Regions from separate parts of the Homo sapiens genome. Here region 2 is linked to region 1. Evidence: read pairs that join two places in POLR2A ChIA-PET (ENCODE). Cell type or tissue: OCI-LY7. All regions are shown on one strand. Links, peaks and the distances in the headings refer to the core of each region. The heading gives the core; the rest is flanking DNA. Region 1 has its middle 40 kb from the start of CEP78. Region 2 has its middle 77 kb from the start of GNAQ.

What was found. Peaks named below come from ENCODE experiments on the same cell type or tissue, not always from the same donor. Only the 100,000 strongest peaks of a DNase experiment are listed, where the experiment ranks them.
Region 2: POLR2A ChIA-PET joins it to region 1 with 11 read pairs; 7 of 35 experiments call an interaction of 5 or more read pairs at or near these places.

The regions. Positions count from the first base shown.
Region 1 is chr9:78,188,193-78,204,264 of GRCh38, reverse strand. No RefSeq gene overlaps it. Among named protein-coding and RNA genes, the nearest start is that of CEP78, 40 kb to the left of the region's middle. In OCI-LY7, for the core only: CTCF peaks have their summits at 6,282 and 6,497; DNase peaks (open chromatin) are centred at 2,924, 7,494 and 7,814; H3K4me3 peaks cover 2,783 bases; H3K27ac peaks cover 4,134 bases.
Region 2 is chr9:78,100,780-78,116,851 of GRCh38, reverse strand. No RefSeq gene overlaps it. Among named protein-coding and RNA genes, the nearest start is that of GNAQ, 77 kb to the right of the region's middle. In OCI-LY7, for the core only: no CTCF peak of the experiment used is centred there; no DNase peak of the experiment used is centred there.

The DNA.
Region 1 (16,072 bases), core at 2,923-10,922:
TTTGTGGGATCAGTGGCGATCTCCCTTTTATCATTTTTTATTGTGTCTATTTGATTTTTCTCTCTTTTCTTCTTTATTACTGTGTCTGGCAGTCTACTCTGTTAATCTTTTCAAAAACCTACCTCTTGAATTCATTGATTTTTTGCAGGGTTTTTCGTGTCTCTCTCTCCTTCAGTTCTGCTTTGATCTTAGTTTTTTCTTGTCTTCTGCTAGCTTTTGAATTTGTTTGTTCTTGCTTCTCTAGTTCTTTAATTGTGATGTTAAGGTGTCAATTTTAGATCTTTCCTGCTTTCTTCTGTGGGTATTTACTGCTATAAATTTCCCTTTACACACCGCTGTAAATGTGTCCCAGAGATTCTGGTACGTTGTGTCTTTGTTCTCATTGGTTTCAAAGAACTTATTTATTTCTGCCTTAATTTCATTATTTACCCAGTAGTCATTCAGGAGAAGATTGTTCAGTTTCCACGTAGTTGTGTGGTTTTGAGTGAGTTTCTTAATCCTGAGTTCTCATTTAATTGCACTGTGGTCTGAGAGACTGTTTGTTATGATTTCCATTATCTTGCATGTGCTGAGGAGTGTTTTACTTCCAATTACGTTGTCCATTTTAGAATAAGTGCCATGTTGTGCTGAGAAAAATGTATATTCTGTTGATTTGGGATGGAGAGTTCTGTAGATGTCTATTAGGTCCGCTTGGTCCAGAGCTGAGTTCAAAACCTGAATATCCTTATTAATTTTCTGTCTCATTGATCTGTCTAATATTGACAGTGGGGTGTTAAAGTCTCTCACTAGTATTGTGGGGAGTCTAAGTCTCTCTGTAGGTCTCTAAGAACTTGCTTTATGAATCTGGGTGCTCCTGCCTTGGGTGCATATATATTTAGGATAGTTAGCTTTTCTTGTTGCGTTGATCCCTTTACCATTATGTAATGCCCTTCTTTGTCTTTTTTGATCTTTGTTGGTTTAAAGTCTTTTTTATCAGAGACTAGGATTGCAACCCCTGCTTTTTTTTTTTTTTTTTTCTTTCCATTTGCTTGGTGGATGTTCCTCCATCCCTTTATTTCGAGCCTATGTGTGTCTTCACATGTGAGATGGGTCTCCTTAATACAGCACACAGATGGGTCTTGACTCTTTGTCAAATTTACCAGTCTGTGTCTTTTAATTGGGGCATTTAGCCCATTTACATTTAAAGTTAAAATTGTTATGCATGAATTTGATCCTGTCATTATGATGCTAGCTGGTTATTTTGCACATTAATTGTTGCATTTCTTCATAGTGTCGATGGTCTTTACATTTTGGCATGTTTTTGCAGTGGCTGGTACTGGTTTTTCCTTTCCATATTTCAGTGCTTCCTTCAGGAACTCTTGTAAGGCAGGCCTGGTGGTGACAAAATCTCTCAGCATTTGCTTGTCTGTAAAGGATTTTATTTCTTCTTCGCTTATGAAGCTTAGTTTGGCTGGATATGAAATTCTGGATTGAAAATTCTTTTCTTTAAGAATGTTGAATATTGGCCCCCACTCTCTTCTGGCTTGTAGGGTTTTTGCCAAGAGATCTGCTGTTAGTCTGATGGGCTTCCCTTTGTGGGTAACCCAACCTTTCTCTCTGGCTGCCCTTAACATTTTTTCCTTCATTTCAACCTTAGTGAATCTGATGATTTTGTGTCTTGGGGTTACTCTTCTCAAGGAGTATCTTTGTGCTGTTCTCTGTATTTCCTGAATTTGAATGTTGGCCTGTCTTGCTAGGTTGAGGAAGTTCTAGATAATATCCTGATATGTGTTTTTCACTTGGTTCCATTCTCCCTGTCATTTTCAGGTACACCAATTAGAGATAGATTTGATCTTTTCACATAATCCCATATTCTTGCAGGCTTTATTCGTTCCTTTGCATTCTTTTTTCTCTAATCTTGTCTTCACATTTTATTTCATTAAGTTGATCTTCAATCTCCGATATCCTTTCTTCTGTTTGATTGATTCGTCTATTGACACTTGTGTATGCTTCATGAAGTTCTCATGCTGTGTTTTTCAGCTCCATCAGGTCATTTATGTTCTCCCGTGAACTGCTTATTCTAGTTAGCAGTTCCTATAACCTTTTATCAAGGTTCTTAGTTTCCTTGCATTGGGTTAGAACATGCTCCTTTAGTTCAGAAGAGTTTGTTATTACCCACCTTCTGAAGCCTACTTCTGTCAATTCGTCAGACTCATTCTCCGTCCAATTTTGTTCCCTCACTGGCAAGGAGTTGTGATCCTTTGGAGGAGAAGAGACATTCCGGTTTTTGGAATTTTCAGCATTTTTGCACTGTTTTTTTTCTCATCTTCATGGATTTATCTACCTTTGGTCTTTGCTGTTGGGGTTCAGATGGGGTTTTTGTGTGGGCATCCTTTTTGTTGATGTTATTGCCTTCTGTTTGTTAGTTTTCCTTCTAACAGTTAGGCCCCTCTTCTGCAGGTCTGCTGGAGTTTGTTGGAGGTCCACGCCAGACCCTGTTTGCCTGGGTATCACCAGCGGAGGCTGCAGAACAGCAATGATTGCAGAACAGCAAAGATTGTCTGTTCCTTCCTCTGGAAGCTTCATCCCAGAGGGGCATCCGCCAGATGCCAGCCAGAGCTCTCCTGTATGAGGTGTCTGTCGACCCCTGCTGGGAGGTGTCTCTTACTCAGGAGGCACGGAGGTCAGGGACCCACTTGAGGAGGCAGTCTGTCCCTTAGCAGAGCTCGAGGGCTGTGCTGGGAGATCCGCTGCTCTCTGCAGAGCCGACAGGCAGGAACGTTTAAGTCTGCTGAAGCTGTGCCCATAGCCGCCCCTTCCCCCAGGTGCTCTGTCCCAGGGAGATGCTGCCTTTCTTTCAGAGATGCCCTGCCCAGAGAGGAGGAATCTAGAGAGACAGTCTGGCTACTGCAGCTTTGCCATGCTGCGGTGGGCTCCGCCCAGTTCGAACTTCCTGTAGGCTTTGTTTACACTGTGAGGGGAAAACCGCCTACTCAAACCTCAGTAATGGTGAACGCTCCTCCCCGCACCAAGCTCAAGCATCCCAGGTTGACTTCAGACTGCTGTGCTGGCAGTGAGAATTTCAAGCCAGTGGATCTTAGCTTGCTAGGCTCCGTGGGGGTGGTATCCACTGAGCAAGACCACTTGGCTCACTGGCTTTAGCCCCCTTTCCAGGGGAATGAACGGTTCTGTCTTGCTGGCATTCCAGGTGCCACTGGGGTATGAAAAAAAACTCCTGCAGCTAGCTTGGTATCTGCCCAAATGGCTGCCCAGCTTTGTGCTTGAAACCCAGGGCCCTGGTGGTGTAGGCACCCAAGGGAACCTCCTGGTCTGCAGGTTGCGAAGACTATGGGAAAAGCATAGTATCTGGGCCAGATAGCACTTACAGCACAGTCCCTCACAGCTTCCCTTGGCTAGGGGAGGTAGTTCCCTGACACCTTGCTCTTCCCAGGTGAGGTGACGCCCCACCCTGCTTCTGCTCACCCTCCGTGGGCTGTACCCACTGTCTAACCAGTCCCAGTGAGATGAACCGGGTACCTCAGTTGGAAATGCAGAAATCGCTCACCTTCTGCGTTGGTCTTGCTGGGAGCTGCAGACTGGATCTCTTCCTATTTGACTATCTTGCCAGCCCTCCCCCGGTAAATAGTTCTTTACCTCACTATTCCCCTCATCTTTTCTTGGGTCTAGGATCTACAAGGAAGCTACAAACATATCCCCTCTACTGTTGGCATTAACCATGAAAAAGGATTGAGGATGACTACATGGCCAAGGTCTGGAATTTCTTCTAGGGTATATCACTCTGCTTATTTTGGAGGAGGTTATATTTCTCCCATAATCTATTTTACACCCTCTCCTTTGTAGATACAATAGGGTATTTATTTTCATTGTATTAATGCATTCAGTTTACATATGCTTAAATTTAAACAACTTCAACTTTAATGGAGAATGATCATGGTGAGGTAGTGTTTTCCATAATTCATCTTTTGTTTTCAACAAAAATAGCAAAAACAAACAAACAAAAAAAAAAACCCTCATTTCCAAACATTTACTGAAATAACTCTTTGCACAGGATTCTATTTGAACAAACCAATTCCTTTTGGACTTCGACAGGTGATAATGTTGTGAAGAAACAATTGTGTATGTCAGTGCATATCTCTGCAAAAGGCAATATGCTACAAGCTGCAGAGTATTCAAGGATGTTTGCTGCCTTGATGACCTTCGAATCTTGTAATGGAGAAGAGATAATACAAAAACAAAACACAAAGCAGAGGGAGGTAAATGACATAAGGAAGATATATGTAAAGAACTTTGGGAGTTCCAAGGAAGATGAACCTCAAATTCCAAGCCTCACTCACAGAAGCTTATTTAGAAAGTTTGCAATGTGGCCCAAAATCTGTAATGCATTTCAGAGCATCTGAGGCAGGTGGTCCTCAGACCACCCTTTGGGAAACACTGATCTAGTAGTCTTTTAACAAAGATAGCTTTTATGGGGCAGGGAAGAGTATCTTTTTATGACTCAGTTGCAGAACACTATCTTGAAGTAATTTTTAATGTTATCCAGAACACAGCACTTATATACCATGACAGAAAAACTGTTGCCATACCTTAAAAATTACTTGTAGGTCCAAAATCTCTTATCTGAAAACTTTTTGGACAGATATGTGTCAGAATTCAAAATTTTTCTTAAAAAGTTCCTAAACAATTAATCTTTAATAAAAATGTTAAATTACATTCTTCTATCAGCATGAAAAATCTTCAGGATCCATAACCTCTCTCTAATCTTCCCAGTACAACCCTACCCAAGCACTGCTTCCAAGACCATCCATGTTTTTCTGAAAAGATGTAGAAATTTAAGTTTAGTTATCAAATTTTCTTTATATTATACTTCTATTTATATTGACATTAAGCACTCCAGGCCTAGGCAACAAAGCAAGACTCCATCTCGAAAGAAAGAAGACTGGGCATGGTGACTCATGCTTGTAATCTCAGCAATTTAGGAGGCCAAGGCGGGCAGAGTACCTAAGGTCAGGAGTTTGAGACCGGCCTGGCCAACATGGGGTGAAACCCTATCTCTACTACAAATACAAAATTTGCCAGGCATGGTGGTGCACTCCTGTAATCCCAGCTACTTGGGAGACTGAGACAGGAGAATCGCTTGAACTTGGGGGGCGGAGGTTGCAGTGAGCCGAGATGGTGCCACTGTACAACAGGCTGGGCAACAAGAGTGAAACTCCATCTCAAAAAAAAAAAAAGAAAGAAGCCCCAATTTTTTAGATACAGTGATATATTTTTGCTCACTACTGCTTCTTTTCTTCCATGTGTTACCTCTCTTTATTCTTCCTGGAGCACATTCTTTCTTAATTTTTTATAAAATAATTACGGATGATAAATTTTATGGAAAATGTTTCTTCCTCAATCATCCGTAAATACTGCTTTAGATTAAAGAAGAACTGTGGACCAGAATTCCCACAGAAATTTGAGGACATATTCCTTCTCCCTCTTGCATACTGTACTTTAAATGAGTTACAGATCAATTTGATTCTATCTCCTTTGTACTTTTTTATTCTCTCTGAGTAACATAGGATATTCATTTTGTACTTAAAATTTTACTAGGCATTTGTAGGTGTTTTCACTATTTTTATAGGTATTTTTAATTATTTTTCTGGCTTACCATTTAGTAGACAAACCTTCTAATCTGAATGTTCAAGGCTTTTCCCAAGGCAGGAAGATTTTTCTATTCTTTGATTCTTTCTTTCTTTCATTCTACTCCTAAAGCTGAGACATTAGAGCACCAGGGATCTATCCTCTGAGTCTCTTATCTTTTCTCTAACATCTTTCATTTTTTATCTTTTACACATTCTGCACAAATAAGGTAGATTGACATTCCACTTTACTAATTCTGTCTTCAGCAGTGTCCTTCCTGCTACTCAGCCCTTCATCGAGTATAATTTTGTGTTTCAGCAATTATGTCTTTAATTTACAAAATTCCTGAGTGCTTATTTTTCACAATAGCCTTCTTTTCCTTGATAGCATGTCTTGCCAAGTTCATCTAAAGTTACTGTCTATATTTTTCATCTATTCTCCGTATTGACTCTACGTCCATGAAGATTAGTTGTATTTGTTGAGTTTAGAGCCTCTTTCATGCAATCAGTTTTCTCATGAGTAACTCTTTCTCTTAACTACAACTATTTCTGAGTTTGGGAATATTCCAAGGCTCTTGTTGTAGTATTCACTTTTTTTCTCATAGGAAGTTGAGAGTTGCTCAGCTCTCATGGGTTTTGTCATCAATCTTTTCCCTCTTGGATCTTCCAGAAATCCCTGAGGGTTTTTGAAGTATGGTGGCATATCTTCAGGCCTGCACAATACACAAGTATAGGTTTATGGTTGTATATGATTCTTGCTTCTATTTATATTGACGTCAAGCACTCCAGGCCTGGACAACAAAACAATAATAGAAAATTATTTTGTTTTCTATTTGGTTATTGCTTCTTGCATATATTTGGTCTGAAGTCCCACAAGGGGGAGAAGTGAGCATCCAGAAAGGACCCTTTGATTCTTGGCAGTAATGCCATCATTACAGCATACAAAATCCCTCCTTCCCAAAGCCCATACATATTGACTACCAGTGAGGGTCATGTGGATATCTACATAAGAATGAGTATTGGGGGCAAAGTATCACATAGGGAAGAATGAGGTCCTTGGTGCACCTGTGACAGCTGATACTGTAACTCAAATTAATATTAGTTTTTAGGAAAAGAGAGACTTTGGAGCCAGAAAATGCTCATCTCAAAACGGAACTTCCATATATAAATGTTTTAGGTCTGGCAAGAGGAGTAATTTTTAAAGAATTTTTCACCAGAGCTTTTTTTCCCCTTTATTGTATTTCTCAGGCAGGATGGTGGGCCAGTATTTTAATCTGTAAAAGTCATTTCATTCCTAAGAACTTGAGAACACTAATGTGTAAAATATTTGGAATTTAAATTCTCAGTACACTAGAATGTTAGTTCCAAATCTAGTTTCTCTTTTTGCTGTTTTGAAGAGAAGTCAAGGAAAAGAAAATCACTGTGGAATTCAGCTTTGGATTCAAGTGGCTTGTCCCTAGGTCCTGAAATTTACCACCTGGCCCCTCCCCATCATGGTCTCCACCAGCATATGGTCTCGTGCCGGTTCTAACTTGTTCATTTCATAAGCTCAAATCTTAGATGTGAGTCCAGTCTGTGGGATCAATTGTGGTGGGCTGGAGCTAGGGGTTGGCATAAGGGTGATCTTGTTTTAAATAATGAATATGTAAAGAGAATTGGAAACCCATATATTAGTCAGGTTGATGTAGAGGAAAAAACTCAGTGTCATTCTTAAAAATTCAAGAGCTGAAGAGGAAATTTAAAAGCTTGTGCCCAAACACTGTGCCTCCAGGATGCAGGTTTGCTTCAAACCCCAAAATGGAATGTGATCATCTCATGAAACAGGTGTTCGTCATACAGTCAAGACAGGCAGAATCTGAAACATGTCTTCTATTTTCTCTCTCTTGTTTTCTTTGTCTACCCACCTTTCCCAAGAAAACATTGAGTGTCTGCTATGTTCTTTGACTGCCAACAGCAAGGCGGTCTCGATTATACCATCTGCTGAAATCTAGAGGAATAACTTTGCTTGGAAGCAAACTGCTGTCATGACTCCTTATTTGCTTTATTTTGTGGGCATAGGCTAACCCACTGATGTTCTTGCATGTTCTGCTGATCCTTATGAGTGTCAGAAAACCAGAGTGGTGAGACAAATGGGTTTGGATTAGTCCTGTTTTAGAGGTGTTTGAGGGAGCTCCACCCATCCCAGCGGAAGATGTTCCAGGCCACAGCTTCTGAAAAAGGAATTGAAACTCCATCTGAGTTTAGCAACTCCAGCTGAGAGCAAAGAAAATAAGAAGTGAGGATGGTGAGAATAAGAGACCATAATTTCTTTTAGATTTTAATTTCAACCAAAGGAGATAGATTCTGTTTCTCAGCTTTAATTTCTCTCTAGTGAATTAAATGGGAGAATGTTCATATTGTTTCAAGTTTGGGGCATTCTTTATTGCATTACTTAGGCTTGTGGAATAAACTCCAGTGAGCCAGTCTGAACATCATGATTGTGCACAGGAAATAGAAAATAGAATAGGAGTGAATTTTTTCCCTTAAATAATCTGCAACCTTTAAGTTAACTTAATATACTGTTGTGACTCACTTCAGGGACTTCTGGGGGCAATAGTTAAACAGATTCTAGGAGGGTTCTAAGGGATAAGAGACGACATAATATAATGTCATCTAGTGGGTAGAAGCCAGGTATAATATTGGGGAAATTTCTCCAAGTCTGGTGGAACCAAGCTACTTTACAATACTGTAGGGCTCTGACCAACTGATCCTGTTTGCCTGGGACTTTTTCCTTTTTTTTTTTTTTTTTTTTTTTGAGATGGAGTCTCGCTCTGTCTCCAGGCTGGAGTACAGTGACGCGGTCTTGGCTCACTGCAACCTCCGTCTCCTGGGTTCAAGAGATTCTCCTACCTCAAACTCCCAAGTAGCTGGGATTACAGGCATGCGGCACCACGCCCAGCTAATTTTTGTACTTTTTTAGTAGAGATGGGGTTTCACCATGTTGGCCAGGCTGGTCTTAAACTCCTGACCTCGTGATCCACCCACCTCGGTTTCTCAAAGTGCTGGGATTACAGGCATGAGCCACCACGCCCAGCCGCCTGGGACTTTCTTAATTTTAGTGTCCCAGGAACCCTCACCCTATCCCTGTATGAGTGGAGGATATCCCACTGTCCATGGACCTTAATCTGTTTGCCATCCCTGGGGGATGAGAGGCAATAGGAAATGAAGATGAACGTGGAGGGGACTCTTTAGCTATCTCTGCCCACCTGTTCCCTCAGAAGGATAAAGGGAGGGGTTTTTTCATGGTCTTCTTCTTCAAATTTTTTTATTTTTATTTTTTTTAGAGAGAGAGAGAGAGACAGGGTCTTGCTCTGTCACCCAGGCTGGAGTGCAGTGACACCATAAGAGCTCACTGCAGGCTCAACCTCCTAGGCTCAAGGGATCCTCCCACCTCAGCCTACTGGGTAGCTAGGACTATAGGCATGAGCCACCGTGCCTAGCCAAGAATAGAGATTTTAGTCAACATGGTAAGACCCCCTGGGCTTTCATCAAGTGGTGTTTTGTTTTGTTTTGTTTTGTTTTGTTTTGTTTTGTTTTGTTTTTGAGATGGAGTCTTGCTCTGTCACCCAGGCTGGAGGCTGGAGTGCAGTGCTGCAATCTTGGCTCACTGCAACCTCCACCTCCCAGGTTCAAACAATTCTCCCGATTCTCCTGCCTCAGCCTCCCAAGTAGCTGGGATTATAGGCGTGCACCATCATGCCAGCTAATTTTTATATTTTTAGTAGACACAGGGTTTCGCCATATTGGCAAGGCTGGTCTCGAACTCCTGACCTCAAGTCATCTGCCCGCCATGGCCCTCCCAAAGTGCTGGGATTATAAGCATGAGCCACTGTGCCCGGCCATCATCAAGGGTCTTTTTACTTGTGGGTAGAAGTACTGCATTCTAAAACTATGCACCCACAAAGGAACTATTCTCTTGCTTTCCTGCCTCAGAACAAAGTGGAATCTACTTCCCAGAGACCCGCCAACCATTCTGTTCTCCTCTAGTTTCGCGGGGGGATTTTGGCCCCCAGGGGACATTTGTCAACGTCTAGAGATATTTTAGGTTATCACAACTGGGAGAGGTGGGTGTGCTACTGTCATTTAGTGGGTAGAAGCTAGGTATGCTGCTGAAAATCCTACACAGAACAGGTCAGTACTTCCCCACCTACCCCAACAAAGAATTATCTGCTCCAAAATGTCATTAGTGCCAATTGTGAAACACTGCTCTTCGCTTTTTTCTATGCCATGAGAATATGTATGTAAGTGAACCGGGGTATGGGCCATACTTCCTTTGCAAATACACTTGAGTGTGTTGCTTACATGTGAGGAAGCAGGAAGTCTCACTTAGGTTTCCAGGTCTTAGCCATGATTTTGAACATAGGTTTTGGGAAAGCCTTGCATTGTCTATTCTGTGTAATGATTTAAGAAGGAATAATAGGTTTCCCTTTTGCTGGTTATTCTTCATATTTGGTTCCCTCTTGTTATGATATCCCAAATCTCATATTGAATTGTACCTCCCATAATTCCCATGTGTCCTGGGAGGGACTGGGTGGGAGATAATTGAATCATGGTTGTGGTTTCCCCCATACTGTTCTTGTGGTAGTAAGTCTCACGAGATCTGATGGTTTTATAAGAGGAAACCCCTTTTGCTTGGTTCTTATTCTCTCTTGCCTTCTGCCCTGTAAGATGTACCTTTTGCCTTCTGCCATGATTGAGAGGCCTCCCCAGCCGCATAGAGCTGTGAGTCCATTAAACCTCTTTTTGTTTATAAATTACCCAGTCTCAGGTATGCTTTTATCGGTAGTGTGAAAACAGACTAATACACCTCCATTGGGAATTCTGTAGGGAAGAGTGATGAATATCAAGCTATGACATGGGTATTCCTTGTTCCTGGGCTATAGTACCATCATAATATCATGAATACTTTGCCTCCAGCCATAGCTCCTCCTCTATCCATGTAGCATCAACCTTTCTCTCTATGCAGAGTCTTTCCTACGAGTGGGAAAACATGCTCGTATTTCCTCCAACTGTTTAGCAAATAAAAAAAAATTAAAAACACAATAAAAAGCCCCTTTTCTTGATCTCACATCCTTATTCTCTTCTTCATATAATAGTGAAGCTTTTTAAAGTTAGTTGAGAAATGGCAAATTTAACACAGCCAACAAGTGTTCCATTAATATGTGGTAGTTGATGAGGTGAGCCCATGCTCAGACACAGACCAGATATGTGGCCACAAGCAAAGCATAGGTTATTGCTTTCATGCAGCCCACCCTTAGTAAATATTGCTAAGGATGAATAAAAAAATTAAGCATTGAATCACCTTTCAAAGCTCTTGCTAAAATCTGGACATGAAAACATTAAGAAAGTAAGGAAAATTCAAAAGTTCAGGATCTTCTGGGTTGGGAACAGATACTTCCAACTCTGGAAGCCAGATTCTCACCTTCCCTGGTTCCCTTACAACTAGAACACAAACATTGACCTACAGCTCAGCAATCAAGTGCTCGGAGTCAGACTTTGACTCAGTAACTAGCAACACAAAGAGTCAGGAAATCAGCGACTGTGCATAGTCAATTATCGGGATTGATCCTGGGAGAGCCCCCTCCACCTTCCAGAGGCAGTAGTGATGTTTTCTTTAGCCAGGTCAAAGGTCCAGAAGGGGTGATGAGACTACCACTGGCTAAGTTTCTTATCCAGTAGTGGGGGCAGTGTGGACTATGTGGGATCACTTCTGTGGACTTTGGATGTTTCTTGCTACGTAGCCTCTAGATCTGCTTCTTCAGCTTTCCTGGATATGAAGAAAGCTTCCAAATATCATTTAATACATTAGTTTCTGACTCAATTGCCCAAAATGTGTTTCTATTGTTTGCCACTAAGAACTCTAATTGGTACCCCGCTGAGGCTCCTTAGCCAAGTGGCAACCAAATGTGGTATAAATATGACACTGTCAGGCCCTGTTGCAAAAAGGGCAGTCAAGCTAATTGTTGAATAGCAACACCATATTTGATTAATTCCATTTCATCCCTGATTTTTCCTTCTCTGTTCACTTCTTCCCTATTGTGGTTGCTGTATCTGTTAGAATAAGAGTGGTATCACTCTTTTTTTTTTTTTGGATCTTAGGGTGAAATTTCTTCTTGTCCCTTAAGCTATACCTAAGCCTTGGGCACACAGTAATAGATGAATAAAAAGAAAAGAAAAAAAGGCAAAAGTAATAGGAAAATAAAGGAGAAATGATAAGAAATATGGATGTAAACTGCTCAGATTTCAATATTCTATGTCAGGAGTCTACAAGCATTTATTGTAAAGGATTAGTAAAGGGTTGCTATAAATATTTTTGGCTTTGTGGGCCATAGGTTTTTGTCACAATGATTCAACTCTACCATTGTAACATACAAGCAGCCATAGATAACACACAAACAGATAGGTACTGTTGTAAATAAAACTTTATTCACAAAAGCAAGTGGTAAGCTAGATTTGGCCCCCTGATCATTGTTTGTTGACCCTTGCTCAATGACATGGTAGGTGCTAGGTTTTCTTTTCTGTTTATATTTAGGGTGAATACTCTTATATTCATTCATTCATTCATTCATTCATTCATTCATTCATTCTGGAATCACTTCTTGAACACCTATTTTGTCCCACTGTCCAAGATTTCTATAACTGAAGGAGCTCACACTCTGGGATGGATCAGGTGGCAGTAGTGCCATGTCGGTGCCCTGTCCATGTTCCCTCAAGCTTAACTCTTCAGTGCATGCAGACCCAACTTCCTACTGCCAGCATCTTCATTTCTTTGCCTGGGAAATTTCTCTGGCCATGATTGTATACAGTTGTATTCCTCAAAATATTCCAGTGTACTTCTCTTGAAGGTGGATGGGCTCTGTGACTATTTTGAGCAACGGCATATACAACAGTGAGTCCATGTATTATTTGGTCCCAGGCTGGAAAGCGTTAGCAGCCCATATTTCCCATTTTGGGGAACATTTGCTCTTAGAGTCTAGCCACCATATTGTAAAAAGCCCAAGCAGTAGCATCGAAAGACCCATGTGGAAAGGACTGAGTATCAACTTGCTAGCTTTGAGAATAAACCATTTGGGAAGTGGATCCTCAAGCCCTAGTCAAACCATACCAGTTAAAGCTGTGTATGAATAACAAGAGTAAATTATCCCCACTGAGCCCAACCCAACCTGCAGATTCATGAGCAACATGTATGCATAAAATGTAGTTGCTTTAAGCCTGTAAATTTTGAAAGGGTTTTAATGCAGTAAAACCCAGGACACTCACCCTAGCCTACAAGTAGTTATTATTATCAGCCTTTAACAGATGAAGGATAGGAAGTTTAGAGAAAATAAGCACACCTTGTTCCAAGTTCTTCACAACTAGTAAATTACAGATTAATTTACTAGTTAATTATTTCAAACTCAGGTCTTTCCGACCCCAAAGCTCAGACTCTTTACCTTGTTGCCTGTCTAAGCCAGAAACTAAACTGAAAAGAAATTAAATAAGATCAAATGAAAGAAAAGGAGGTAATATGAGTCAAGTCAAGGTGATGATAGGTGCTTGCCAAGCCAAAGCTGTCTGGTGCCACTTTTTTGGGAAATGTTCCAGAATGTTGCTATCCCCATACTTCAGTCCTGCCTGTGTTAACTCTATGCCCCCATTTTTAAACTGCTGTCCTAACACTTATCACATACTTTATTGTCCATCTCCATACTTGGGTAAAGCTCTTCTAGATATCTTACATCTATCACTATTCCTGGCCTCATTGCAGATATTCAATAAATATTTTGGGGATGCATTAATGAATTCTGGAATAGATTGTGGGGCACAAAGAACCTTATCAATTAGACTAGAGACACAACTATTAGACTTGTGCTGTCTATAACCTGGAGAACAATGCAAAGATGTTTAAAGAGTTCACAAGCTCTCCCACTCCATTCGTCCCCACCCATACCTGCCTCCCCAGGGTAATCCATGTTAATAATCTGGTTGCATCTCTCCACACCTTTCTTCACAGTCATATAAATTTATACAAACACACTGTATGATTTGGAGGGTTGTTTATTATTCGAATGTTGCGTTACTTTCTATTTCTCTGAAACTTGTAAGCTGGATAAAAAGCACAGGTTCTAGAGTCAAATTGATTGGGCTTAAATTCTGGGTCCTTGTTTACTAGCTCTGGTATCTTTGGCAAATTATTTAACCATCTTTGTACTCAGGTTTCTTATCTATAAAGTAAAATGGGGGAAATAATTGTTCTCACCTTATAAAACTGTAAAATGCACAACACTGCCATCAATAGGTAAGGATCTAACTCTTCTAAAATAGCTGCATAATATTCCACAGAATAGAAGTACCAACATTCATTTGACCATTCCTAATCATGGCCATTGGTTATTTGGTTATTTCCAGTCTTGTTACTATTATAAACTTTGCTTCAGTAAACATTATTGGACTTAAATCTTAGTGCTTTTATTTCCATAGAATAGATTATTCAAAGTAGGATTGCTGTTTCAATTTAATTGAACAGATTTATACTTGGCACAGGGAGAAGTATATCTCAGGGAGAGTGATATGGTTTGGCTGTGTCCCCACCCAAATCTCAAGTTGAATTGTAGCTCCCATAATTCCCACTTGTGGGAGGGACCCAGTGGGAGATAACTGAATCATGGGGACAGTTTCCCCGATATTGTACTTATGGTAGTGAACAAGCCTCACGAGATCTAATGGTTTTATAAGGGCTTTCTGCTTTCACTTGGCTCTCGTTCTCTCTTGTCTGCTGCCATGAAAGATGTGCTTTTGCCTTCTGCCATGATTGTGAGGCCTCCCCAGCCACGTGGAACTATGAGTCCATTAAACCTCTTTTTCTTTATAAATTACCCAGTATCAGGTATGTCTTTATCAGCAGCATGAGAACAGACTGTTCGAGGAGCGTTCGAGGAGTGTGGTCAGAGACTGGGCAGTCATTGTCCACAGAAATCACATGAATTGCTATGAGTCATATATCCATCTGACTTTTGGCTTGAAGTTCATGTAAGTTCCTTTGGTCTAGGATTCATGAGAACTTTGTCTTTTTTTGGGGTAGATTTATTTTAATCACCACGCAGTTGAGAGTATTGAAGAAATGCTCAAAAACAAAATCACACTGGAGCCACCAGTTTCTCTAGCTTAGTAAAGTGGCTGTAAAAAATTTAAAACTCAGAATGAAATCATAAGCCAATCCCCTACAAATTGGGTATACCACATTACTTTAGATCTCTTGTTTTATGTGACTCAGTTTATAACTGATCTTCCACTTGGGAACCTATTGGTAATTCAAACAACTCTCAATGAAAACGTGTGCTGCCTAATACAAGATCTGTGTCCAGTGATTCTTCAGCAGAATAGGCTCTCTTTTTTTCTAAATTGGGTTCTTTTCCTTCTGTATTTTTCATTTCCCCTTTCCTTTGTACTTAGATGTCTGACCCTTGGTAGGTTCACGGTACCAACACTGAGACTTAGAAATAGATTATTTTCAAATTGCCATTTCTTTACCACACAAGAAGCTTTTCTGATTTCTTGGGCGTTAAGCACTTCCAAACGTCCGGAGACAGAATATGCAATATTCCTTGACATGTTCCTGCTTATCACTGAGCTTCCCTCCTAAATATTTTTTGGAAATACTTATTGCTCCCCCTCTGTGGGACAAAATTGATCTGGCTTCTTTCTGCTACTTTCTAATGGAAATGAATAACAATATGCCTCCCAAAATAAATAGGCCTCAGTCATCCAGGAACACAAAAAAAGCACTCAACCATACAAAGGTATTTGAATCTGTACTCAGCAGCAATTTTTTGCCGGTGTACAAATAAAACAAAGAGGCCAAGCCCAGAGTCCTGACTTACTCCTGGCTGCCTTTTGTCAAACTGAAACTGAGGACATGGGACCACACATACAAGAAGTATGAGGGAAAATGAGGGATTCTAATACACTGGTTTACTTTACTATTTTCTATGAGAGACTTCTTTCATAGAAATATTCTTTAGTAGAGAGGCCATTTGGCATTATGGAAAGTGACTGGACACTGGCATCCAGAAGAAATATTCTTTAGTATTCTAATACTAAATACTCTTTAGTATTCTAATACTAAATACTCTCTGGTATTCTAATACTAAATACTCTCTGGTATTCTAATACTAAATACTCTCTGGTATTCTAATACTAAATACTATTTAGTATTCTAACAAACTGGTTTACTTTAGTATTTTCTGTGAGAGACTTCAACAACAACCATATGGCTTTCAGAAGCTTGTCAGAGCCCTAAAATGGAGAACTGGTATTAATTGCAGGCATGTGCCACCACGCCCAGCTAATTTTTGTATTTTTTGTAGAGGCAGGGTTTCACCATATTGGCCAGGCAGGATTACAAGCGTGAGGCACCGTGCCTGGCCGTCTTT
Region 2 (16,072 bases), core at 2,611-10,610, 87 kb after region 1:
CTTATTCCAGAAATTAATGTGTAGAATCATACAATATGTACTCTTTTGTGTCTGGTCCAGCTTTTTTCACTCAATGCAATAGTTTTGAGATGTATTCATATTGATGCGTGTATCAGTATTTTATTCTTTATTGCTAAATTGTTCCATTGTATAGATGTATTAGTTTGTCCTTCTGATGGACATCTGGGCTGATTCCAGTTTGGGACTGTTACGAAAAAATTTACTATGAACATTCCCATACAAGGTTTCTTGTGGACTTAGTTTTTCTCTTCCCTTAGATAAATATTTAGGGGTGAAATTGCTTGGTAGCCACTTGCATTTTAAGTTCACAGGTAATGGTCACTGGGCAAATGGCTTTGACTGATAGCACTTGGTGAATAAAAACCAAGAAGTTTTCCTCTTTTTTTTCTCTTCATTTTTCTCTGCCTATTCCTTCTCACACTCCCTCCCTTTCAAGGTCAACAGCTATAACAGCAATGTGATTCTTAATTATGAGACATTTATTGGAGTCTGGGAACACTACTTCAACTTGGAAAACACCGTTTTATAAGGCAACAGTTTTCAAAGTTTTGCAAAGGGAGTGAAACCTATTTTCTAAATGAAATCTTCTGAGGAGCCCCAATATAAAAAAATGCTTTTTAAATATGGGGCTACTTTAGTTTTGGGGGGATGCCACTCTGCTTGTAGCTACCATATCATCCTTGTTAAGCAATTCCTTAATTTCTATAGAACATATTTTGAAACACTTTGGTCTAAGGAGATTCATACTTATGCTGTGGCTAATTTTGTGTTGTTTAAATTTTATGGGTATGGGTTGTTATGATATTTTATGTGTTCAGTTGATACTGTGAACTTTTAGAAAAGTGATATGCATGAGAGACTTAAAATTGGAATTCTCTAACACTGGAGATTCTGAAAGAGCTACTTGTTTCTAATGGAAGGACCCCCTGGCTAGAGCTGTTCCAAGAAGAAAATTTGGTGTTTAAATGGAACTCCTCTGCCTTTTGTAAAACTTTTATTTTTCTATGATAAAGAGAAATGGAATCATTAATGACATGTATGTGTGGGTGTGTTACTGAGTTATCTTAATACTATAGCATCATACTCATGAATACAATGTATTGTTTCGCTATAAAATCTAATAAAGTAATTTTTTGTTATGCTTAATAGATGGGAAAGAGACTGGGGGGCCTCCTTTGTTTAGTGCATAATATGGCTTGAAGTCCATAATGTGACTTGAAGTGAGTCACATTCGAAAGCATATTTCAGATACATTAAAGCATCATTCACATATGGACTTGAGAGCCTGAGTTGTCCAAGCCGCTGGTGTCAGATAAACAAGGAGACCGATGGTACAGGTTAGAAAAAGCTGTTCTCTTCTGACATTCAGCTGATATTCCTTTGTGGGGTAGTAGCAACAAGGTCAACTCCGGTTGGTCTACAGTGCAGCTGGGTTAGTCCAGGAAAGATCAAAATAGAAGGGAACATTAGCCCCACATGCAAACCCCTAGGGAGCACTGAAAGTTTTATATCTTCCCTCACCACCTCACTATCCCCCCCTAGGGGTGGATATAGGTCAAGGACAAATTATAGGTGGATATAGGTCAAGGAAAAAATGGACACCAAGGATGAATTTAAGTCACTGTACTAGGGAACAGAGTTCTAGTGGAAGGAGAAAAGGGATTATAAATAAGATAGAAGTGAGGCAAACACACTCTTGGACCTCTTTGGGAGTGTTTTACCTTAGAACTCATAAAGATACATGAGTCCTTAAGCTCCTTTTTATGCTTGAAAAGATGTGCCCCACCTTTGAAACAGGGTCTGCCTTTGCTCCCACTTGGCTCCCATTCAGTTCAGCTTTTTGCCTTGGATTTGTCCTTTTCTGTTTGTCTTATTCCTTATTCCTGCTCTTTGGACTTGCTCACTTACCTTGATTTCCCTGACATTCCTCTACATTCTTCACGACTTAAGTTTGGGTTTACACTTCTGAGCCTCTCCTTTCCTTGTCAACTCAGGAAGCAACTTCAGTTCTAGTTTGTTCCCCTCTCCCTGACCTCAGACGCTGGCATGAATGCACCTGGATAAATGCCTCGCTTGGCTGACTCTTCTTGATTTAGACACCAATAGGGACTTCAAATTCCATGAATACTTGTAGCAAATTTTGAAAAATAAGCATTGTCTCTGTCCTTAAAGGATTACAATAAAATATCAAAATAAAAGATTGCGTGTGACATCAGCAAAATCATGTAAAGCAATTTCTTTTTCCTTTTTCATGAAACCCTGCTCTAGAACATGTAAAGCAATTCTTATTCAGGGTAAATCTAACCTGGTTTGCCAATCCTAGTGTTATCTGAATTCATTTATTGCCTTGGAGTCATAAGATAGCTAAAATTAATTAAATGCTTAAGTAAACTGGCATTGTGGTAGCATTTATTAGAAAAAAATTTGATCTGTAATTTCAACACATCAAAAAAAGAGTTATAGCTGTATAGCAGAAAGGATTCTTTGAAAACACTTTTAAGGAAAAGGTAATTCTCAAATTTAGATTTAAATCAGAAGAGAATGTGTATCAGCATTCAATTATTAATTTAATGAAATGACAAATATAATATTATTTGGGTTTTGTGGGGTTTTTGTTTTTGTTTTTGGTAGGAACAGGGTCTCACTATGTTGCCCAGGCTGATCTTGAACTCCTGGCCTCAAGTGATCTCACCTCGGCCTCCCAAAATGTTGGGATTACAGGCATGAGCCACCACACCCAGCAGATAATACTATTTGTGGTTATTATTGTGGGATCAAAAAATTTTATCAAATTCATCTAGCCCTTAGATGAATCTCTTAGCCCTTACAACAGACATTGATAATTACATGACACACTTGGTCAAAGTGAAGCTTGAACACAGGTTCTCCTCCTAAAACCAAGAAAATTAGAGCTACTAATATGGTCTGTGATGATTATTTACACAACTAGGTGCAATGAAATGAGAGAAAACCATTTGGAACTAAATTTACTGATTATTTTCGAGATGCCATCTAGCAAGGTATACTTCTCCTCCCCCTTTAGTTTCACCTAAATTAACATGCATTCTGAATTTTCGACAAAATGTCTTCTAATGATTTTCTGTAGGCCCAACTAAATAATGATAACTAACCCCAAATGTGTTATTTAAGGTGCAATATAGGCTGGGTGCAATGGCTCACACCTGTAATCCCAGCATTTTGGAAGGCCGAGATGGGCGGATCACTTAAGGCCAGGAGCTTGAGACCAGCCTGGCCAACATGGTGAAACCCTGTCTCCACTAAAGATGCAAAAATTAGCCTAGTATGGTGGCAGATGCCTGTAATCCCAGCCACATGGGTGGCTGAAGCACAAGAATCAAGTGAGGTGGGAGAATCACTTGAACCAGGAGACGGAGGTTGCAGTGAGCTTGAGATTGCACCACTGCACTCCAGCCTGGGCAACAGAGCACAGACCCTGTCTCAAAAGAAAAAAAATAAAAAAGATGCAATATATTTGCTCCCAGGATACTACTAGAAGATCAGAGAGTTGAATCATAGCCTTGTGTTTAGTTCCTGAAGTGTTTCAGGTCAAAAGAACTCTAGCAGCCTATCAACCCATTTTCAACTGGTTTGTACCAGGTTATCTCTGAAAAATCTCTTCTCTATTCAGTTCTTGTTCAAAAAGACTCCTAAATAATGATTCAAGCTCAGTTTGAGGAGGAACACCATGACCATCTGAACTGGTTTTCCATTCAAACTCTCATTTAATTTCATCTTCTCCCTCACATGCTGCAGGACCTTTATTAACTGACCAAATAGACTTAAATTGTTGAACAAACATGAGGTTTAAAGTATCATAAAAGATAAATCAAGTGCTAGAAACCAGAGCATTCAACAATTTTTGCAAGCACACATTAGAAAAAACAATACGTTTGCTTGTTTTTCTTTCCCATGTATTTTTTTTCACGAACTGTCTGTTTCACTGTTCATAGAAATTTGCTTATCAACTTTGATTCTAGTTAGAACAATTTATCTAAAATTTGACTAATCTTTTTACATCTGCAGTGTCAACCACCCCTATTTTTCTTACAATTCAAACATTATAAAAGATACTAGCATGTGTTATCTAATTTCCTGATCTTTCTCATTGTGACATCCTGTAATAATTGCAAAATCATCGCTAAATACCAATATGATGATGCCATTTATTGCTTTACAGTTTGTTAACTTGGTGGTACAAAAAACATTTCCAAAAAAATATATTTACATACAAAACTAAAGAGCAGTCACAGGAGTGTAGAATTTTAAAGTAAGACAAGACCTTACGAAGAGCATTGAGTCCAACATCTGCATTTTACAGATAAGTGAAATGAACAGAAAGTGTAAATGACTGGTTCAAGATCTTTCAACGGTCTTTAAAATATTCTTCATTGTATCCAAGAAAGTTACAGGAGCATCTCAACATAGCCCAGCTCACTCCTCAGTTTCAGTATCTCCCCATGCCTAAGATTTAATCTATCATTAGATCTTACTCATTTCACCTATTGATATCTCCCAAATCTGTCTCTTTTTTCCATTTTCAACATCACTGTTATATTTTAGGTCATCATTGGCTTCAAGATAACATCCACACTGCTTGCCTTGGTAAGAGCCTTTTCTGGGCGTAACCCTGTCAATCTCTCAACTTTTACGTCTTCACCTCCCTCTTTCATTCTATACCCCAGAAAATGATTAACTACTTACAGTTCTTTGAGTAGGCCATGCTCTTTCTCATTTTAGTTCCTTGTACTTGTTTTTTCAACATACAGTTGCATCATCATCTTCTTTCATCCATCTATCGTTTTGATCTTAGCTGAGCTATCTCTACCCTTCAACCTATTCTCATTTGAGGCCCTTTTTATGTATTCTCATGGCACCCATATTTTTCCCTCTTATGGTATTCAGGACAGTCTATTGTAATGATCAGGTAGCTTATCAGATCTACATTTAGACAAGGACAGATTGTATCTTGTGAGTTGTTATGCCTTCAGAATCTAACCTAACCAAAAAAAGTAGATATTCAATAAAGGATAATAGCAACCACTGCTCTCTAGCTGAAACTGGATCCCTTCCTTACACCTTATACAACAATTAATTCAAGATGGATTAAAGACTTAAACGTTAGACTTAAAACCATAAAAATCCTAGAAGAAAACCTAGGCATTACCATTCAGGACATAGGCATGGGCAAGGACTTCATGTCTAAAACACCAAAAGCAATGGCAACAAAAGCCAAAATTGACAAATGGGATCTCATTAAACTAAAGAGCTTCTGCACAGCAAAAGAAACTATCATCAGGGTGAACAGGCAACCTACAAAATGGGAGAAAATTTTCGCAACCTACTCATCTGACAAAGGGCTAATATCCAGAATCTACAATGAACTCAAACAAATTTACAAGGAACAAAAAACAACCCCATCAAAAAGTGGGCGAAGGACATGAACAGACACTTCTCAAAAGAAGACATTTATGCAGCCAAAAAACACATGAAAAAATGCTCACCATCACTGGCCATCAGAGAAATGCAAATCAAAACCACTATGAGATACCATCTCACACCAGTTAGAATGGCAATCATTAAAAAGTCAGGAAACAACAGGTGCTGGAGAGGATGTGGAGAAATAGGAACACTTTTACACTGTAGGTGGGACTGTAAACTAGTTCAACCTTGTAGAAGTCAGTGTGGCGATTCCTCAGGGATCTAGAACTAGAAATACCATTTGACCCAGCCATCCCATTACTGGGTATATACCCAAAGGATTATAAATCATGCTGCTATAAAGACACATGCACACGTATGTTTATTGCAGCACTATTCACAATAGCAAAGACTTGGAACTAAGCCAAATGTCCAACAATGATAGACTGGATTAAGAAAATATGGCACATATACACCATGGAATACTATGCAGCCATAAAAAATGATGAGTTCATGTCCTTTGTAGGGACATGAATGAAATTGGAAATCATCATTCTCAGTAAACTATCGCAAGAACAAAAAACCAAACACTGCATATTCTCACTCATAGGTGGGAATTGAACAATGAGAACACATGGACACAGGAAGGGGAACATCACACTCTGGGGCCTGTTGTGGGGTGGGGGTAGGGGGGAGGGATAGCTTTAGGAGATATGCCTAATGCTAAATGATGAGTTAATGGGTGCAGCACACCAGCATGGCACATGTATACATATGTAACTAACCTGCACATTGTGCACATGTACCCTAAAACTTAAACTATAATAATAATAAAATAAAAAAAAATAAAAAAGTAAAAGACAATGGGGTTCCCCAAAGGGAAGAGCTTATCTACAACATGGTTTAACATGCATAGGTTAGGGAGTGGGTGTGGAGGTTCCTGCAGCTCTGAGGGCTAACTGATGCAGATCATTAACCACTATCTCCAGTGTGTTTTGGGGGTATGTTTGGAAAGGGTGGAAATTTTCATTAAAAAGTAAAAAAAAAAAAAAAAAATAGCAACTACATCAATAATAATAGCTAATTTTTATTATTTATTTCCCGTGTTAGACACTGTGGGAAAATTGCTACCTGCATTATCAGTACTGCTTTCATGATGGTTAATTTTATGTGTATATTTGGCTAAGCCGTGGTGCCCAAATATTTGGTCAAACACATCTGAATGTTGCTGGAAGGTATTCTTTAGATGACATTAACATTCAAATCAGTAGACTTTGAGTAACAAACATGGGTTCACCTCTACAACGTGTGTTGGCCTCATCTACAGTTGAAGGCCTTAGGAAAAAGACTGATCTACCCCTAGGTAGAACTGCAACATCTGTTCTTCCATGAGTCTCCAGCCAGCTGGACTACCCTGTAGAGCTTGGACTTTTCCAGCCCCATGATCATGAGAGTCAATTCCCTAATATAAATCTCTCTCTGTCTCTCTCTGCCTCTCTCTATGTCCTCTCTCTCTCTCTTTTCATGTGTATATACACACACACTATATATATACATTCTTTCGATTCTCTAGAGAAATCTAAAACACACTTCAATAGCCCTATGATGAAGATAATATTATTGTTTTCATTTAGAAATGAGAAAACAGAGCCACAAATAGGTCAATAATTTAACTTTCCAAGGTCATTTATCTAGTGTGTGGAGAAACCAAGACTTGAATCAAAGTCTATTTGACCATAAAAGTAATGATCTTATCTACAGTAAGCTAGGAAAAAATGAATTATTAAATGAATGAATCAAACACTAAATGATACTGGCTAATTCTTCATGTCAACTTCATAAGTAGTTAAAAGTAATATTTCTAAATGCTGTAATGATTCACAATCTTCTATCCAAAATACATCTACAAAAAATCATCTAGTCACTCAATCTGTTGTTTTACTGATGAGAAAACTGAGGCACACTGTTGCTATCCAGTTAGTGAGTTTCTTGAGAGTTATAAAATCCAGGTCTCTTGAGGGTCAATACTAGAATCTTTCTATTCTAGTATTGAATAGAATCACGACCTCTTGCATAATAACATTTGGTCATCAACTCCAATTTTCTATGAGAAATCGATGATGTAAGCAAATGTTCCTGGAGCAGGATCCTGGGGCCACCATGCTGCTCAAATCCAGGGAGCACCATTTCTTCTCTTCTCTCCAAAAACTACCAAACCAGAGTTCTAATACATGAGAATTCCAACATAGCCAAGGCATCCCTCAAACCACAGTATGGTTTAACATCTGGGGCAAAATAATGTCATAAAAAGGAAGAAACTTCACAATACCAAATTAGACTCACTGAATTCTTCAGCCACAGTTGATAGCTTCCCTTGTTCATTTTCCACAGACCTTAGAACAGAACTCTAAAATTTTATCCATCACAAAGGCTTTTCATCTTTTGTTGACCATTAGGGTAATGGTGCTTAATGGTGCCTGTGACATTTTCAGTCTTCACAAAATATACACTCAGTGAATATTGATTCAACAAATGCCTATTCAGAAATGATGGCTGAGACTATTTGACTGATGGAGATTTCAATACAGTAGGTAGTTTCACCTTAACTCCCCAAACGTTTTTTTTCTCTCACAGCCATCAATATGAGTGCCTTAAAGCTGCCCAAATATTAAAGAGAGCTCATGGAGATATGCCAGGAGGAGCATCTTCCCTGCCTTCTAGAAAAACACGTTGCAATATTTTCTTCCTTGATTATTCATTACAGTGTTCATTTCTATAGTATAATGAGATCTCTGGTCTTTGTGTTTAAGAGATAATGAATGAAGAAAATCAGACTACATATTGTAGACTATATATTATTCTAATATGTAGGCTAATTTACATGACTTGTTATTGCCCCAATAACAATGTTATTAGAAATGGAAATAAACTGAAGTGGCTTATGCCTGTTGACTCACAGTAAAAAAAAAAAAAAAAAGAGAGATAATGTAAGTGTGGTGGGAACAATAAGATGCAGTTACAAGAAGAGGAAAACTGATAGCAGTTTAAACTCTCTGGGAAGAGAAACAGGAACTATCTCAGGGGAAATTTTATCTTTCCTTTAGAAAGATGCTTCCATGTTTCTGTTGGTGGTGAAAGAGAGGGCCCAGACTAGCAGAGTTGGAGATATTGCGTAAAAAAGAGGCTCAATTCCTCTCCATGATAACATAATAGTGAAATCCAGATGGGACCCTGGTACTCTGAGAGAAATAATTGGGGCAAAGGCTCACAACAGAAATGATCGGTTCCCAGCCTGAGTAACATGGCAAAAGCCCATCTCTATGCAAAATACAAAAATTAGCCAGGTGTGGTTGTGCCCACCTGTAGTCCTAGCTACTCAGGAGGCTGAGATGGGAGGAATGCTTGAGGCCAGGAGGTCAAGGTTGCAGTGAACCATGATCGTGTGACTGCACTCCAGCCCGGGTGACAGAGCGAGACCCTGAAAAAAAAGAAAAAGAAAGAGAGAAAGAAAGGAAGGAAGGAAGGAAGGAAGGAAGGAAGGAAGGAAGGAAGGAAGGAAGGGAGAAATGATAGATCCCAACACATAGCCAACATAGCAGTTGACAGAGATATGAAAAGTGGCAGCCTGAAAGAGATTCTCTCTGTCAGAGAAGGGCAAGGATTTTAAGACCAGTGATGTCCACTCTCCACTGTTGGTTGTTTCTTATCCTGAGGTACAATTCATCTCCATTATCCCTACTCTTAATAAAACCTGAAGCACACAGAGTATGGTGATAGTTGTGCTTCAGGGCCTGATGGAGAGGGAATGAAAGAACATGGAAACACAGAGCTGCCCAGAAGCAAGCAGAGGGCATGAAGGGGAGGCCAGAACATCCGCTCAGAAGGAAATGTGAGTGCATCACCCTGCTAATCACTCTCCAGAATTCACAGGAGGTATGGGACATTTCACCATTACCCAGGAGATCTCAAGTATAACCAAGGGTTACTTGAGCTGCCTGGAGACCTTGAGGACTTTATATCTAGATAACACAAAGTATCATTTAAGATGGATGTATTAGTTCATTCTCACACTGCTATAAAGACATACCTGAGACTGGGTAATTTACAGAGAAAAGAGGTTTCACTGACTCACAGTTCCACAGGCCGTACAGGAAGCATGGCTGGGGAGGCCTCAGGAAACTTACAATCAGGGCAGAAGGCAAAGGGGAAGTAGGCATGGTCTTCACATGGCAAGAGCAAGAGAGAGAGAAAGTGAAGGGGGAGGTGCTGCACAACTTTCTTTTCTTTTCTTTTCTTTTTTTTTTTTTTTGAGATGGAGTCACGCACTGTCACCTGAGCTGGAGTTCAATGGCATGATCTCGGCTCACTGCAACCTCCATCTCCCAGGTTCAAGTGATTCTCCTGCCTCAACCTCCCAAGTAGCTGGGATTACAGGTGCCCGCCACCACACCTGGCTAATTTTTTGTATTTTTAGTAGAGACGGAGTTTCATTATGTTGGCCAGGCTGGTCTCAAACTCTTGATGTGGTGATCTGCCCGCCACAGCCTCCCAAAGTGCTGGGATTACAAGCATGAACCACCACGCCCAGCCACAACTTTCAAACCACCAGATCTCATGATAACTCTACCGTGAAAACAGAAAGGGGGAACTCCACCCCCATGATTCAAGCACCTCTCACCAAGCCCCTCCATCAACACTGAGAATTCTGATTCGACATGAGATTCGGGGTGGGGACAAAGAGACAAATTGTATCAACGACTATTGTAATTTAAGGCAGAATTCTGGGTAATTATTTACTTGTCTCACTCCACAGCAGTGGAAAAAAAAAATCCTTCCACTGTGAAATAGAGAAATGGGGAGACTCACAGAGAGAGACAGCTAGGGAGAGAGAATATTCCCTCTTGGGGAGCTGGGGTGTCTCTCTTGCCACAGGCGAAACAGGGATTCCTTTCTGCCCATGGCCCTCACTTTCTACTTAATAACCAGAAAACTTCTCATCTTTCTCTCCTGTAAGAGGATAATAATACCTACAGTGCAAGATTGTTGAAAGAATTAGAGCTGAAATACCTTTCATAACGTTTGGTACAAATAGATACTCAATGAGTGCTACCTATTGTATTTTCTAGTACCATTTCTAAATAAAATAATAAAAATAGCAGTCTGGCCTTCTGAGCATGAAGAGAGCTGGAGGAATAAGAAAACTCTTTCTTTGCTTGTTTCTGGAGCCTCTTTTTGTCCTTTGGGACAATTAAGGAAAATAACAAAGAAAGGGACGGGGTGGAGGGGAGGCACTCTAGAGTAATAGGTATAGTGAGTTTAGATTCTAGTTTCCAGGAGTTGCTGTGAAATACTTCTGTCCTGGGTTCACACCATCAGTCTCATATTCACTAGGACAGATCATCTCTGTTTACATAGGCATTATTCTTTTGTATTTCTGCTCTACTTCTCTCCTTGTTGGGGTTGCAATGCTGGCCAACATTTTCAATTAGCTTGAACAGCTATTAAAACTCATCCATTAAAATTCACTTCCCCACAGAGCTAAAGAGTAATTTTCTGCATAAACCTCTTAGGGTTGTTACAAGGATCAAATTAAAGAAAGTGTGAAGAAGTCTTGTGCAGGCTGCTCTGCTGAGAGGGCAGAGAAGTAGAACATGGGCTTTAGAATCAGAACTCCTTTATTCAAAGCCTTCTGATTGCTTCCTTTGTACTCTATTCCTTGATTTTCTTGCTTAAAAATAATAATGATAACTACCATTTATTGGGTGGCTTCCATCCCATTGATTAAATTCTGACCATGCTATATGGGTCAGATATATCATTTGGCACTCACACTCTTCCTAAGAAGCATGGTTCTAATACTTTTTCAGGTTTACAAATGAAGAACTGATGGTCAGAGAGTTTAGATAACACTTAAAATCACATAGCTGTTAAGTGATATAGCCATGAGTCCAATTTGATTTGTTGGACTTCAAAATCATGCTGCTTAGTATCCTGTTGTAAAGACCAAGTGAAATAATGTATGTGAAAGACCATTTTAACCCGCAAAGCTTTATGGCCTTGATAGCAATTATTATTCTAGTTGAAATGGCTTATCCTCAAGTGAAACAAGGTGTTCAGAATCAGCCCTGCATAGGCAGAAGAAAGAAAATTCAAAATAAAAGGTCCTGTGCCTTAAGTTAGTCTACATAAAAAACAGAAGACTCTGACTTGCTGCAAGCAGGTACACTTTTTTAAAGTCATAGATTCATTATTATCCCATTGAATGAATATTCACTGTGCTGCACACTGTAGAGATAGTGTAGGAAATGGAATCTAATTAGGAGAGAAGACAAGCAAATACAAAAAAACACAGGGATATGCAAAACACAGCAAATTTTCATAACACAATGCTAAGGCACACACAGTGAGGCCGACTTTGGATGATTAATAATCAATGATGTCTTATGGAAAATTCTGGAAGGTTTTGAACAAAGATGGCTCAGTGTGAGAAATTGTGGACAAGGCATTGGGCACACAAAATGACCCATGTCCCAACACCAGGAAGATGAAGGGAGGGAAGAAGGGAGCTGATATATAAGAGCAGCTAGGATGAGTTAAACACTGTAATATTTAATTTATTTGTGTTGTCTCATATATTCTTCATGACCACCCAGGAGGCAAATGTGTTCATTAATTCATCCATTTTCCTAACAATTATTTATTAATGTCTATTATATGCCAGGATTTGTGTGAGGTATCAAAATACATAAGATGAATAAGAAACAACTACAAGAAACAGCAAATCTAAACACATAAGATTTATTTTGATGTCTCTATTTTGATTTTCTCCATTTCCAGTGAGGAAATTGAGGCTCAGGGAAGTTGTATAATTTGCCCACGTTCACCCGATACTGTAAATTATTACCTGAACTAGGATTAGCACTGATGCTCACATCTTCATTTTCATGAACTTAATGTGAGCAGTAACTTACCCCATGGTAAAAGGTGAGGTGCCTGCCACTTGCTTAATGGGGCAAAGGGTGAGGATTCGGCAACACTTGGTGGTGGTGAAAGAAGTCTTCCTTCCTCATTCTCAATAATTGTTCTCTGAAAGGTTACATAATGAAGAAGATATTTTTAAAAGTCTGCTTCGTAACCTCAAGTACAACCTGGAAATGTTGCCTTCATATCATGGATCAAGTAAGTTAATATCACCAGACATCTGCTGTTTAAAATAAGGAAGCATTTGGTTTCTGTTTCTGAGAGAGGATCTAGAACGATATGGCTTTAGATGGACTAGACTCAGAGTAGTTTCCTGAACGGAATGAAAAACTTGTGGTCATGGGCTCTGCGGTGAAAAGAGTTCCACTGAATGCAAGTGACAGAAACTCATTTCGACATACATTAAGCAAAAAATGAAAGGTTATTTGCACACATACTGGGACATTAGAGGTGAATCCAGGGACTCAAGTAATGTTCTCAGGACTATTTTTCTCCCCTTCTCTAGTGGGCTTTAATTTCTCAGTCTAATTTTACGCAGCAGGATTGCTCTAGAGTGGGGAAAGTGGCTGCCAGCTTTCCCACGTTTTCATCATCACAGCTCTATCCACATATCAAATCTCAGGGAAGAACACTGATTAGCTATGCTAGGATCATATGCTTTCCCTTGGACCAATCACTATTATCCAAGCAATATAGCACCATGATTGATCAGGCCTGGACATCATGCCCATCACTGTAACCATTGGTGATTGAGAGCCTCAACAAAATTTCATGGAAATCTTGTCCCAAAGAAGGAAATGATGGGAAGGCAAATGAACACAACAAAACAAAAAATCTACGATAAAATCTCTCTTTAAAATCCTATGGCCTTTGAGGCTGGGCGCTGTGGCTCACGCCTGTAATCCCAGCACTTTGGGAGGTCGAGGCGGGCAGATCACGAGGTCAGGAGATCTAGACCATCCTGGCCAACATGGTGAAACCCCGTCTCTACTAAAAATACAAAAATTAGCTGGGCATGTGGCGCGCACCTGTAGTCCCAGCTACTGGGGAAGCTGAGGCAGGAGAATCACTTGAACCTGGGAGGCAGAGGTTGCAGTGACCCAAGATCGCGCCACTGCACTCCAGCCTGGCGACAGAGTGAGACTCCATCTCAAACAAACAAACAAATAAACAAACAAAAAACGATGGCCTTTGAAAGTTTGATTTAGCTAAAAGTGAGAGAAAGACTTCAGTGACTTGAGATTTACTGATTTTTAAAAGTTGTGTAATGTTTATGAACTGTAGGAGGGAAACTACTGTACAACTCAGGGGCACCATTCATATTATCTACAATTAGTTATATATTGACTAAAATGTGATTGGTGCCCCCTGAAGTTATGCAGTGTGATGGACCTGAACAAGAACAAAGTGATTAGAAATGGGTCCCATTGATGTTCAAAATTTTGTTTAGCTGATTGCATATACATATAAACTAAACATGCTATTTGTAGCTTTAGTGCATCTGATTGGTTGTTGACAACAGTGTTTACATCCTGAGAGAGCAGAAGAATAAACTGTTGCGTAGATTGCTGTCAAGTCTGAGTTATTCTAGCAGCAGAGTTATTTATTGACTATAAAAAAAATCTTGCTATTTCCATCTGGCTGTCTGCTTGATGAAACATATTTCCAGATAAAATGTAAGCAGAGGAAAATCCCTTTTGTTCCACCTAAAAAACATCATTGGCTTCTAGAACATGAATACTATGCTCACGAGTAAACCTGCTCCAAGGGATACTTCTGAAGATGGTTATTTAATAGCTTTAGCTTTAGAAGAACAATTAGGGTGGCCATTAGTTTTCAATATTTCAAGCACAAATCTTTTAAATAGCATCAATCTCAAAGCAATGTAGAAACTACCCATTTTCTTGAGCTTTTGTCTCAATCAATGCTGTTTAAAATAGTTAAAAAAATAAATTTCATTGAACATGAATTAAGTCTTAAATCAAATGATTTGCAGGATTTGAAGGACTTTTATCCATTTAATAACTTGCTAAGATGAGACTATGATTTACTTGGTAAAAAAAATTATAGCCCATGAATCACTGGGTTACCACTCATTAATTATTATTGACTGTGTTAGGATAGTATTTTACAGAAGAAAAATATCATGACTTTCACAGTAAAGTAAGCATTACAATAAGAATGACAATTTGTTCATGAAAACTAGTAGCAGAATTGAAAAGGGCCTCTGGGGCAATTGAGTTTCTCCCCAAATTTGTTGACTGAATAGCTGCCATTATTCTTCAGGGCTTTCTCAACAGGTGGCTGTCAGATCCAGGTCTGCCTGCTATTGGTAACAGCATTTCTTCAACATCAGCCAGCATCAGGCCCCATTATCTTGAACTCTTTATAAGCTTTCTTTCCTTCAGCTTCAAAATTTCTTGCGTTAGTTCATAGTCTTTCTTGCTTTTATAGGAAATTCCAGATCTCTCCTTTTCTAAATCAAATTTGATCTGTTAATAACATATAGCATGTACCTATTTAGAATGTCATCTTCCCCTTGCAGACTTTCAGTAAATATTTTATTGTCAAGGTTTGCCCACATTTACTCCTATCCAAATCTGATTAATCGACTTGCTGAATGGTATTCACTATGAAAACTTGGTCCTCAATGTTGAGTCTTTAAAACAAATATATTTGTCTAGTTATTTGTCCATCGATTCACCCCTGCATTTCCTCACACACACTCAGAAATTGGCACACAAACTGCATATGCATAGCTTCTAGGGGCTTGGAGAAAGCATCAGTTAGAGCCTGCTCCCCAGAGCTGCCTTATGTTGTGATGTAGATGCACATCAAGTTTAGAATCAAGAATGTTAGAGTGAAAGTAACCAATGAAAAACTGAGGTCCAGAACTGTTACTGTGATGTGCCTGAGCCACGGCCACATTGAGTGAAACATGATGCACCTCACCTTCTAGGTTAGTGCTTTGTCTTTCTGCCCCCCTTGTTTTCCTGTGTGAATTTGATCTTGAAAATTAGCCACGTGTGAAGCAAGCCTAAATCAACACTCCTCTGTAAAATAGACAAGGTGAATTCAAGATTACTGTGACTCAGCTCTTAAATTCTGTCATTTAACAATCAACATTTCTGTGAAGTAAATAATTACTCCTTAATTCATATTCTTTTTTTTTTTTTTTTTTTTTTTTGAGAGGGAGTCTCGCTCTGTTGCCAGGCTGGAGTGAAGTGATGCGATCTCAGCTCACTGCAACCTCCACTTCAGGCGATTCTCCTGCCTCAGCCTCCCGAGTAGCTGGGCACTACAGGCGCGTTCCACCTCACTCAGCTAATTTTTGTATTTTTCTAGAGACGGGGTTTCACTATGTTGGCCAGGATGGTCTAGATCTCCTGACCTTGTGATCCACCCGCCTTGGCCTCCCAAAGTGCTGGGATTACAGTCATGAGCCATATATTCTTTTTTAAAAAATAGAATTTTAGTTTAGAATATCTTTCAATGTACTTAATTTTTGCAAAGATAGTACAGAGTTCTCATACACCCCACACCCAATTTCTCCTAACATTTTTTCCTGTATATTTGTCACAATTAATAAACCAATATTGATATATTATTATTAATTTTATTTTCTTTTGTA